Regions from separate parts of the Homo sapiens genome. Here all the other regions are linked to region 2. A link is a loop called in an ENCODE intact Hi-C map of the cell type or tissue named here. Cell type or tissue: GM12878. All regions are shown on one strand.

Region 1 (2,500 bases), 310 kb before region 2:
TTCTGAGTATTACTGCCATGCCCATCAGAATTAAGTCTTTTGCTGATTCTTCATGATAATTGACATTTCTATTTAATCAGCTTTAAGTTGCTCTCAAACAAACAAAAAAAGCCCATTATTCATAATCAAATGCTCCAGAATCAGACAGATGCAAGGGCTGGCTTTACTACTTCCTAGCAGTGTCACTTTGAGGAATAATGCCTTTTCTTGAAGAAAAACTTCATTTTCCTCCTCTGTAAAGTGGGATTAACAGTATCTACCTCTAGATGTTCCTGTATTAGAATGAGGTCATGTATGCAAAACAGTTGCCTGGCATTTCCTAAGTGCTAAATAAATGTTAACTATTGTTATTATTATTACTGTTATGTCATTATTTAAATGTAATTTTTTGAAAGATAAATAATGTCTTAAAATACTCTCTGAAACTACTTAGAGACAAAGCCTATTTTAATATAGTGATCAGATTTTTCATCTAGCAAACAAAATCATTTATAATCAAAACCTTTTTTTTTTTTGAGACAGAGTCTCCCTCTGTCTCCCACGCTGGAGTGCAGTGGTGCAATCTTGGCTCACTGCAGGCTCTGCCTCCTGGATTCACGCCATTCTCCTGCTTCAGCCTCCCGAGTAGCTGAGACTACAGGCACCCGCCACCATGGTTGGCTAATTTTTTGTATTTTTAGTAGAGACGGTTTCACTGTGTTAGCCAGGATGGTCTCGGTCTCCTGACCTTGTGATCCACCTGCCTTGGCCTCCCAAAGTGCTAGGATTACAGATGTAAGCCACCGCGCCCGGCCACATTTTTTTTTAAGGCTAAGGAAGAACGGGAAGTGGGTGGCTGAAAAAAATCAATTAAAAATATTTATTTGCTAGTTATTCATTTTGTCCTTGATATGTATTTAATTTAAAGCAATTTATTTTTCTTTTCTTTCTTCCCTGAAGCAAATGTAATTTGAACACAGACTAATTTTTTTTATAGCTAAAGTGAAATGTTAAACAAAATCGTCATCCCTTTTAGCACTACCTTTAAGTTATTCTTTACGGAAGAACTGGGTAAACCCTTCACAGAATGTTTGCAAAACACCTGATGCACAATATGGTGTAAACTGTCACATTTCTCTTTAATTTTTTAATAGTGACCAAAGTGAATATTTTTCCAGTGATTGCTCCATAATATTATGCTACAAATGTGTTGTAAATAAAAGATTGATAATAAAATACAAAAAAAAATGAAATAAACAATAGAAGACAAATATGACAATAGGCAAGAATGGTTAGCAAACATTCTGATCAAACCTTTTTTGTTAGTTTAAAAGGAATGCATCATTGCTTAGTCTTTGTTCTAAATGAGATGTCCCATTATCTGTATCTGGGGCATGAACAAGTTTTTATGGCTTGGTGGCATCAGAAGTTTAAGAGCTGGAAGGGACTTTGGTTGTAAAGGTTGGTCTAGCACAGGGTTTCTCAGCCTGGGCACCATTGACAATTTTGCATTGATAATTATTTGTTGTGGGGGCTGTTCTGTGCATTGTAGGATGTAGGCTCTACCCACTAGATGTCAGTAGTGCAGGGTTCCCCCTACCTGCCTGTTTCCCCCGCCCCCACCACACACAATGAGAACCACTGATCTGGGGTTTGCCAAAGTGTACACTCCATGGAGCACCACTCATGTTGGAGGGGCTGGGATACTCCAGGAAAATATTCTGTTGTCAAATAAGTTTGGGAAACCCTTATTTAGACAACAGCAAAAAATTGTCAGAGCTTTCAATGTGATATCTAAAGTGAATTGCCAAGAGGCGAACATGCAGCATGTTTCAGCTTATTTGACAGCAGCCCGTTTTTCAAAGGCAGCTTGCAGGATGGAACATACTCCCATTCCTGTGCTCCAACTCTCATTTTCCAGGTGAGGAAATTGAGGTCTAGGGAGGTTACATGACCAGCCAAAGGCTCTGCATTACCTAATTTCATAATTGCTGTGTGAGCATGTACTGCATGCTAGCTCCTATGTTAGGCACTGGGGAGGCAATGGTGATACACAGGATAGGCAGATGGACCCAGTAACTACAACACAATGTGGTTAGTGCTAGGAGGGAGGCCCTCCAAGAGGCTGAGAGAGCATCTCAGAATGGGCACTTCATTCACATTGAGTAGATGAGCTGAGTCCATGTTGTACATGTTTTAGCTGAGACATCTGTGGAGGTAGACCAGTTTGGGAGACCAGGCAGTAGAATGCCTACAGAGGCCGATTTTGCATTTCTGTGTATAATAATTGAGGCAAGGGACTGTATGAGAGTCCTCCAGGGATGAGAAGCTTAGGGTAGAACCTTGGGGAAATCCATGTTTAAGGGTGCACCGAGGAAGAGCAGCCCCAGATAGAGACCAAGAAGGACATAGGAGAAAGTACAGAGCCAGGCAAAGGGTGCAGTCTGATGCTGCAGAGAGGAAGCTGCAACCTGCAGGGTTGAGGGCCTGGGCTCTGGAGCTGAGCTAGAGTTTGAATCCT
Region 2 (2,500 bases):
TCTAGTTAAACAGTTACGTTACTCCTGTGGCTCTGGTTTGTAGGAAAAAAACTGGATTTATTAATAGCATAGAAGCAGAAGTCAGAATAAGCAAGCCAACTCTTAGCTTTTCTTTCCATAGGTATAAATTGGGCTCCATATCCTATGTCTTGCAGAGAAGCCAAAGATCTACTCTGTAGCAATTAATGTTGGGACAACAACACACATGTTAAAAAGTTGTCTGTGGGGCTCAGAATTTAATTTTAGAAAACAAATTTAAGTCTTGTAAATTCTCTCCATATCAGATGATCACATTAACATTCATCTCAGTGCAAAGCTAAAGAGAAATCATGTAGACATTATCTGCCTTTCCTCTTGTCCATGCTATTATACCCTTCTATTATGTAGATCATTTAACAGACAGCAAGAGTGAACAGCTCTTCATGGAATCCCTGAGCTAGAAAAGCCCTTGAAGTTCATCTGGTTCAATTACCAGAATACCTCCAGAAACTATACCTGTGAGACACAGAACTATATATAGAAGTGAAAGCTTACTCCTCTATTGCCACAATGTGGTGGGTTTTTGTTTTTTAAGTTAACCCAATACATCAATCTCTTAATCACAACCCATTCTTTTCTGTTCCACCCCCCCTAAAAAAATGGATAATATGAGGACATATCATTATTAAAACAGTATTTTAATACTACTAGCATCACTATATTATGTGGTATTTTAAATTAAGAAAAACATGGTATGGATTTTAATTAATACTGCTATCATTTTAGTCTGAATTTGAATAGAAGATTCTTAAAGTTACTCTAGGCTTCCATTTAACACAGAAATCCTCTCTATCGCATATTTCATCTAAAAGACTGCATAATAAAAGATTAATGCAGCCACTTTAAGTATTTATATGTTTTAAAATTGCATAGGAGGTAGATGATCACTTTTTGTATTTATTTAAAAACTATATTTTCTATATTTTGAACAAATGGATATGATATTTAAACATTCTTTTTTTAAAACCATTGCCAGTTACCATAAATGAAGATTTGCTACACTGTACTTTAATTGTGTTAACATAATGCGTAATTCAAAGGCAATACTTAAAAACATTTCAAAATCAGGTTGTAATTATTTCAGGCAAAATGTAAGTATTTCTGGCTAATCGTAGCACATAAGATGTCTATTTTCAGAACTAATTGGTCAAATACTGTCACAGAGCACCAGTGTAACAAAAAGAACACCTCAGTGTGAGCTGGCACACAAAGTATACTATGTTATAATAACCACAAAATACAGGGTGAATCATATTTTGCAAAGAGGCTTGTGCACACCTAATAGAAAACCCACATCACAGCCATATTCGGCATCACCAAGGTATGACATGAGAGGGGACTTTTGTTCTTAACAATAGTGCCACTCAGTGGCTGAACAATGGTAGTGAATTGAAAACAGTATGAATGGAGGGTGGGCAAAAAGAAAAATGGAGTTTTGGAGTAGGCAATGATAATACTGTAGGCAAAGAAAAAGAAACACTATGTTGTTATGGTAACTGTACCTTGGAGGTCAGTTAGAGTCTGGACAGGAACAGAAACCTGAGCATCGCTTCCTGTAACTACATCGCCTGGATTTCATAAGAAAAAATAATTAGATTTCATAAAAAGGAAATAATCAACTTCACTTTTCTTTTATACTGAATGTTCTAATACTTTAATCAAATTACTAAAAATATAGTACAAAAGAAAATAATGCACAAGCTTAGAAAAATATAAAATATTTTCAAAGAAAATAATCTTTAAGAGCATGTTTTCTAGAAATGTTTTGTGTTTGTTTTTCTTAAAGAAAACACAAACAAGTTTCAACTAGAGTATAGGAAACTTCAGCAATCAAAAGATTTTGCTGAGCATATTTCATGATGCTACAAATATTAGTGTGATTTTATATTTTCCCTTTCATCCAAAAGTAAGTTATATGTCATTTATTTAAAAATAGGCATTCTTTTGAAATTGATTTCCTCCTATATCAGACAAAATTTATTTTTAACTAACTTGAAACCAACTTCTTCAGTGATAAGATAAAGTCCTCAATAAGTTCTAATTTCACATTAAGTAATGAAAAGATTTAAGTTACCACATGTACTTATAAATGTCAACATGTAAAAATAAACCTGTGAACTGCATACCCTTCACTTGATATACTTATTGTAGGCAAGATTTCATTTACAAATTGGACTTATAGTAAGTGCTTAAAATAATGACATGTTCAAATTAAAAAAGCAATTTAAAATATAGACAAAGGAAACAGGAAAAAAAAAAAACCAAGTGCATTTTAAGAACATAAGAAAGGAAAAGGAGCATAACAGGAAATCTCATGAAGAACCTGAGGTGCACTAACATTTGGAAGGAAGACTTTTTGGTTCTTTGATTTCCTTCCTGGATGACAAAGTTCAACACTAAGCACAGTCACTGTCAACAGAATCATTCTCTGGATATATCACCATCTGAAGGCCTATGCTAT
Region 3 (2,500 bases), 180 kb before region 2:
TTTTATGCTCTGTTTCCCTGTTAAATATAAATTCCAGTTTCAGGTCATTTCTCTTCCTGTGCATATGAGCATAGGTTGTTAGAAGCAGCCAGGCTACATCTTGAACACTTTGCTGCTTAGGAATTTCTTCTGCCAGATATCCTAAATCATCACTCTCAAGTTCAAGGTTCCACAGATCCCTAGAGCAGGGATACAGTGCAGCCAGGCTCTTTGCTAAAGCATAGCAAAAGTGACCTCTACTCCAGTTCCCAATAAGTTCCTCATTTCCATCTGAGACCTCCTGAGCCTGGACTTCATTGTCCATGTCACTATCAGTATTTTGGTCACAACAATTTAACAAGTCTCTAGGAAGTTCCAAACTTTCCCTCATCTTCCTGTCTTTTTCTGAGCTCTCCAAACTGTTCCAACTTTTGCCCATTACCAGTTCCAAAGCTGCTTTCACATCTTCAAGCAATGCCCTGCTTCTCAGTATCAGTTTCTGTTTTATGAGGCTTCAGGAAACTTACAGTCATGGTGGAAGGCAAAGCAGGAGCAGTCATCTTCACATGGCCCAAGCAGGAGAAAGAGAGTGGGGAGGTGCCATACATTTTTAAACAACCAGATCTCTTGAGAACTTACTATATACTACCAAGGGGGGATGGTGCTAAACCATTTATGAGAATGCTACCCCCATGATCCAATTACCTCCCACCAGGACCCACCTCCAGCACTGGGGATTATATTTCAACATGAGATTTGGATGGAGACACAGATCCAAATCGTATCAGTTCTCATTTATGTCAGAATGTTTCTCAGCTCTGTTTTACAGAAGTGAAAGGTTCTTTCCTGGGAATTGAGAGACCCATGTTCTGGTGCCCTCTGTACCATGTCCCTGCTGTGTGACTTTAGTTTAGTCACTTGACCCTCTCTGCCTCATTTTCCTTCTTCTAAGTGGCAGTGGATTATGTGATTCCCTGATGGCCCTATGCCTTCTAAATTACAGTGAACTAAGATCAGTTACATAAACAGCAATTTGGGAATGGCTGGATTACAGTTACTGAAAAAGATTAAAAGATTAAACAAGTCATCCCATACAATGTTACAGGACACATAAATTGTAGCCCATCATCATTACTTTCAAGGAGGAAAGTTAACACTTTGAAGATGAGACACAGGAAACCTGCATCAGACTCCCAGGCCCCATTTGAAATCCACAGCATCTTTTCTCTTAAAGACTGGATATTGAACCACCACATCTTCTTTTAGGCATTTACTAATTAATTAACTAATAATTAGTGAAGTCAAGGGAAGAAGAGAAGTAGCAAGGTCCTCAGTGGCCTCTTTCTCATTTTAATTCCCTCACTAAGGACCTTCATCACTGATAAGGGATGGCAGAGGAAATGACCACAAAGACAACAACTAGGCCAACTCATTCAGAGCAAAAACTTCAAAATAAGCAACTGGTCTCTAGAAACCGCTGTCTCACCACACCTCAACCGTCCCTGTAACCTTCACCCTAATTCTGCTCTAAGATTCCCACATCATATATTCACAGAGTCATGCAAAGAAAAGAAGGATTCCCACATCAACTTTCACACGAATGTTATTTTTCATACGTGTGATCAGAATCCCCTGGGAATGCTTGTTGAAAATGCAGTCTCTTTACATCATTCCCAAAATATTGACCATCTGGGAGTGAGACTCAGGAATTTGCATTGTGGTGAGCACATTCAGGTTTTGAGAACTTCTCTTTTGAGGGTAGAGCAGAGCAGGCCCTCTTCTGAGTTCATGCTCTTTCCCTAAGCCTCTCTCCTCTGTCTCTCACAGGGAGAGTGTGAGTGACTGCTCAGACTCAGGCATGCACCAGCTGTGTGATTGAATGACAGCAAAATTATCTTTCTAGAGCAGCATAGAACATAGCTTTCACCAGTGACATTTCCCCAGTGCCACAAATGAAGGGGAGGGAAGTTTTGGGGACACTTGCCCTTCCCGGGGTACCTGTTCTGTGATTAAATCCCAACACTGTGCTCTCTTGTCACATCTTCCTCCCTCCTTCCTTCGTAAACCCATGGAGTCTCTGAAAGCATCCCCTTGTATTTAAATAGCAACTCTCAGGGTCATCTCAGCAGATGTTCTGCTGAAGAGGGGTCACGAGTAACTCTCAGGCTGTTTTTAACTCTGGCACTTGCATAAATAAACCATTTGGTTATGAGAATTCCCATTATAATTTCTTATTAAAGCTGAGAAGAACTACAATTCAAGTAAAGTCCACAGACAAAATGAATCACCTTTCTCATACAAATACCAGAAGGTTATATATATACACACATGTATGTGTGTATATTAGGTATCCTTAGGTTTAATATAAAGTGATTTGGCCCAGATTATCTCTAAGGCTTTTCCAGCTCTCAAATTCTATGGTCTACAAATCCTATAGTATATTATAAATATATAAGGGATTGTAAAAGGGAATATACAAATAATTGAATAAAAGTGAACAAATGCATTCTAAGAATGTTTT
Region 4 (2,500 bases), 51 kb before region 2:
GGTTCCACTAAAAGCCCAGACTTCACCACTGTGCAGTATATCCATGTATCAAAAGCGCATTTGTACCCCTTACATTTACACCAAAAAAAAAAAAAAAAAAGAAAAGAAAACATAAGGTGTGATGGAGTTCTCTCGATATGAATGGAACTTTGCGAAAATAATTAACATTAGGAAAGGATCTGGAGAAGTAACTCCTAGAGTAAGTTTCTGAGACAGCTCTCACAGCCACCTCAGTAGCCTGTACCCCAGTGCATAATGGAGGCTCAGTGGCCCTCATGTCACTAAGTGCCCCAGAGGCATCATTAAGTTCTGACATAGCTATTCTTGCTCAAGGAGCTCACACACCTCATCTTAGAACTAGCACATCCCAAATTCCAGCATCGTTTTGCATCATTTGATAGAGGAATATTCAGTTGGGTACTGGGAAATGTGGTACTAGTCCAGCTTTTCAACTAACCAGTTGTAGACTCTGGACAAGTTATTACTCAGCTCTACGGCCATGGGCTGGAAGAGTCTCTCAGATTCTTCCCTGAGAAGAGACAGTTAAAGAGTTAAAAGGAAAGATGAGATGACTTGTGTTTAATACCCACTTTGGGCCATTCCTGATACTAGGGTTTAAAAATATTTTTTGGCAAGGAACTGGCAAGATAGATGGAAATGTCAAGTACATATGTGTCGACATATGAGGACACATTCATAAGCAGGCTGAGTTAAGGGACAGGGCCTGGGTTCAACCCTAGATCTGTTTGATGCCTCATGAGGTTGTCTGTTTCTCAGACACCACTTCACCACCCTTACAACTGGCTCTGCCTGCTACGTATACAGGTTGACCCCCCAGTGCTAGTTACATGCACTGAAGCCATCCACAGATTTTCAGGGCATGTCTTCTATTTTCTAAGCATAGAAGATTAGGTCCCTTGGAAAGTCCCTCTATAACCTTCCTTTTACCTAGGCAACCACTGTTAACAGTATTTTCAGGCCAAATATATACCATTTTGCCATCTGTTTTTATCACCTAATAATCTATCACTAATATCTACTTATATTAACATTTTAATCTTTATAAAGATTGAATTATATTATACTATATTATATTCAATCCCTTACTAATGAACACCTTAGTCCTTCCAATTTTGTTCTCCTTTAATAATGAGAAAGAGAAACACATCTATGGAAAAAATAAGGGTATTAAAATAATTTCTTAAGAAGCCATAATATGTTAAAAAACAAATCAAGAGCATCAAGTCAACTTAATCTTCGTGTTTTCCTTGAATCTTTGCTTAGAATCAAAGTTGCCTACAATCTAGGAGCATCTTTTAATTAACCATTGTTGTATTGTGCATTTGAAGTGAAATGCATCTGTGGGCCGTGGAGCCAGGAATTCTTGGTAGCATCCCTTAATCCCACTTTAAAAACGCAGTCATGCTATTTATATGAGGGAAAAAAAAGTCAACAGCTATGTGAACGAGTTCTGGCTGAAAGTGAAACGTACACACAAAAACAAATCTAGTTTTGTGGTTAGCTGAAAATTCACAGCTGGTATAGGCTTTTCTTTCCATTTTAATTAAAGTGTTTCCCCCTCCCATGCAATGAGAAAATGCTCTTTCAGTGCTGATTGAAAGACCAAAGTCAGAGCAAAAGCTGTTTGAAAATTCCGAGGCTTAAGTAAAGCTGCTTTAAAAGTTGCTGTGTGTACCAAACAACTTGGGAATTTCCTAGCAGGATTCTGTGGAGTTCCAGTAAATCTTTCTCCCCATCACTTCTTTGCTCTCTTACTTTGGTGAAAACTAAAGTCAAGTAATGCAAAGGTCATCCAAGTAGCCAGAAAAGCAAAAACTATACATTCATTTTAAAATTAAAATTATATTTAAACAAGTAACCATAATTAGTCATATACAACTATATAAGCTATCTGTTTATTAGTTCTTTTTGGTGTATTTTAAAGTGCAATGATATTAGATAATATAAGATTCATGTAAAATTAGGTCTGTAACTTATTACCCCCATTTTTCTAAGAGAAAGAGAATGAGTTGTGTTTTTTTTTAAATTATTATTTTCTTCTTTTCTCTTTCCTCCCTTTGCCTTGTTCTCCATTTCCTACCTAGCTCTTTAAACGCAATCTTTACCTGCCCTTTACCAGACACTCCCTACAGGGCAAGCTTACCTAACTATGTGCTTGCTTAGAAGCTCCAGGACTGGAAATCTCTCCCACCCAGAGATTTCTCTGAGACAACAGTCACTTTGCAACCTCCAGTATGCCTGAGATGAAACTCTCCCCCCAACTGGAGAGTATCTCAGACAACAGTCACTTTACAACCTAGCTCTGCCTGTGCTGGCGCCAGCTTAACCACCTGGAAGATAAGGCAATGAAGCCACGGACACAGACCTTTAACTGCTCGTTCCTTCCCTGTTTGCTGTTCATGCCAAGTCCCCCTTTAAAAGCCTTTGTTTTCTGTCCCCAAAGTGAGGTGGTATCTTTAAGGGCAGAAGTCTGTACTTC

Evidence for each region. A loop is a pair of places that touch in the nucleus more often than their neighbours do. Peaks named below come from ENCODE experiments on the same cell type or tissue, not always from the same donor. Only the 100,000 strongest peaks of a DNase experiment are listed, where the experiment ranks them.
Region 1: it touches region 2 in a loop (4-fold over the local background); 5 of 110 quality-filtered maps call a loop at or near these places.
Region 3: a loop joins it to region 2, with 6 times the contacts of the local background. A loop is called at or near these places in 5 of 110 quality-filtered maps.
Region 4: it touches region 2 in a loop (3-fold over the local background); 14 of 110 quality-filtered maps call a loop at or near these places.

The regions. Positions count from the first base shown.
Region 1 is chr3:16,926,135-16,928,634 of GRCh38, forward strand. All of the region lies in intron 1 of PLCL2 (phospholipase C like 2), which reads left to right. Among named protein-coding and RNA genes, the nearest start is that of MIR3714, 5.8 kb to the right of the region's middle. RefSeq lists enhancers at 2,046-2,295, 2,356-2,500. In GM12878, a CTCF peak has its summit at 1,549 (motif pointing right); no DNase peak of the experiment used is centred here; H3K4me3 peaks cover 736 bases; H3K27ac peaks cover 1,468 bases.
Region 2 is chr3:17,232,144-17,234,643 of GRCh38, forward strand. TBC1D5 (TBC1 domain family member 5) reads right to left here. Exons shown (of 23, transcript NM_001349074.2): 18 at 1,542-1,607. Among named protein-coding and RNA genes, the nearest start is that of PLCL2-AS1, 180 kb to the left of the region's middle. RefSeq lists enhancers at 1-88, 463-532, 1,532-1,601. In GM12878, a CTCF peak has its summit at 1,418; a DNase peak (open chromatin) is centred at 1,358.
Region 3 is chr3:17,054,020-17,056,519 of GRCh38, forward strand. All of the region lies in intron 4 of PLCL2 (phospholipase C like 2), which reads left to right. It overlaps PLCL2-AS1 (PLCL2 antisense RNA 1), which reads right to left and starts at 565. Exons shown (of 3, transcript NR_046640.1): 1 at 507-565. RefSeq lists an enhancer at 401-590. In GM12878, no CTCF peak of the experiment used is centred here; a DNase peak (open chromatin) is centred at 1,522; H3K27ac peaks cover 2,500 bases.
Region 4 is chr3:17,180,835-17,183,334 of GRCh38, forward strand. The region is part of intron 20 of TBC1D5 (TBC1 domain family member 5); the gene reads right to left. Among named protein-coding and RNA genes, the nearest start is that of PLCL2-AS1, 130 kb to the left of the region's middle. RefSeq lists a silencer at 1,531-1,630. In GM12878, no CTCF peak of the experiment used is centred here; DNase peaks (open chromatin) are centred at 856 and 1,537; H3K27ac peaks cover 817 bases.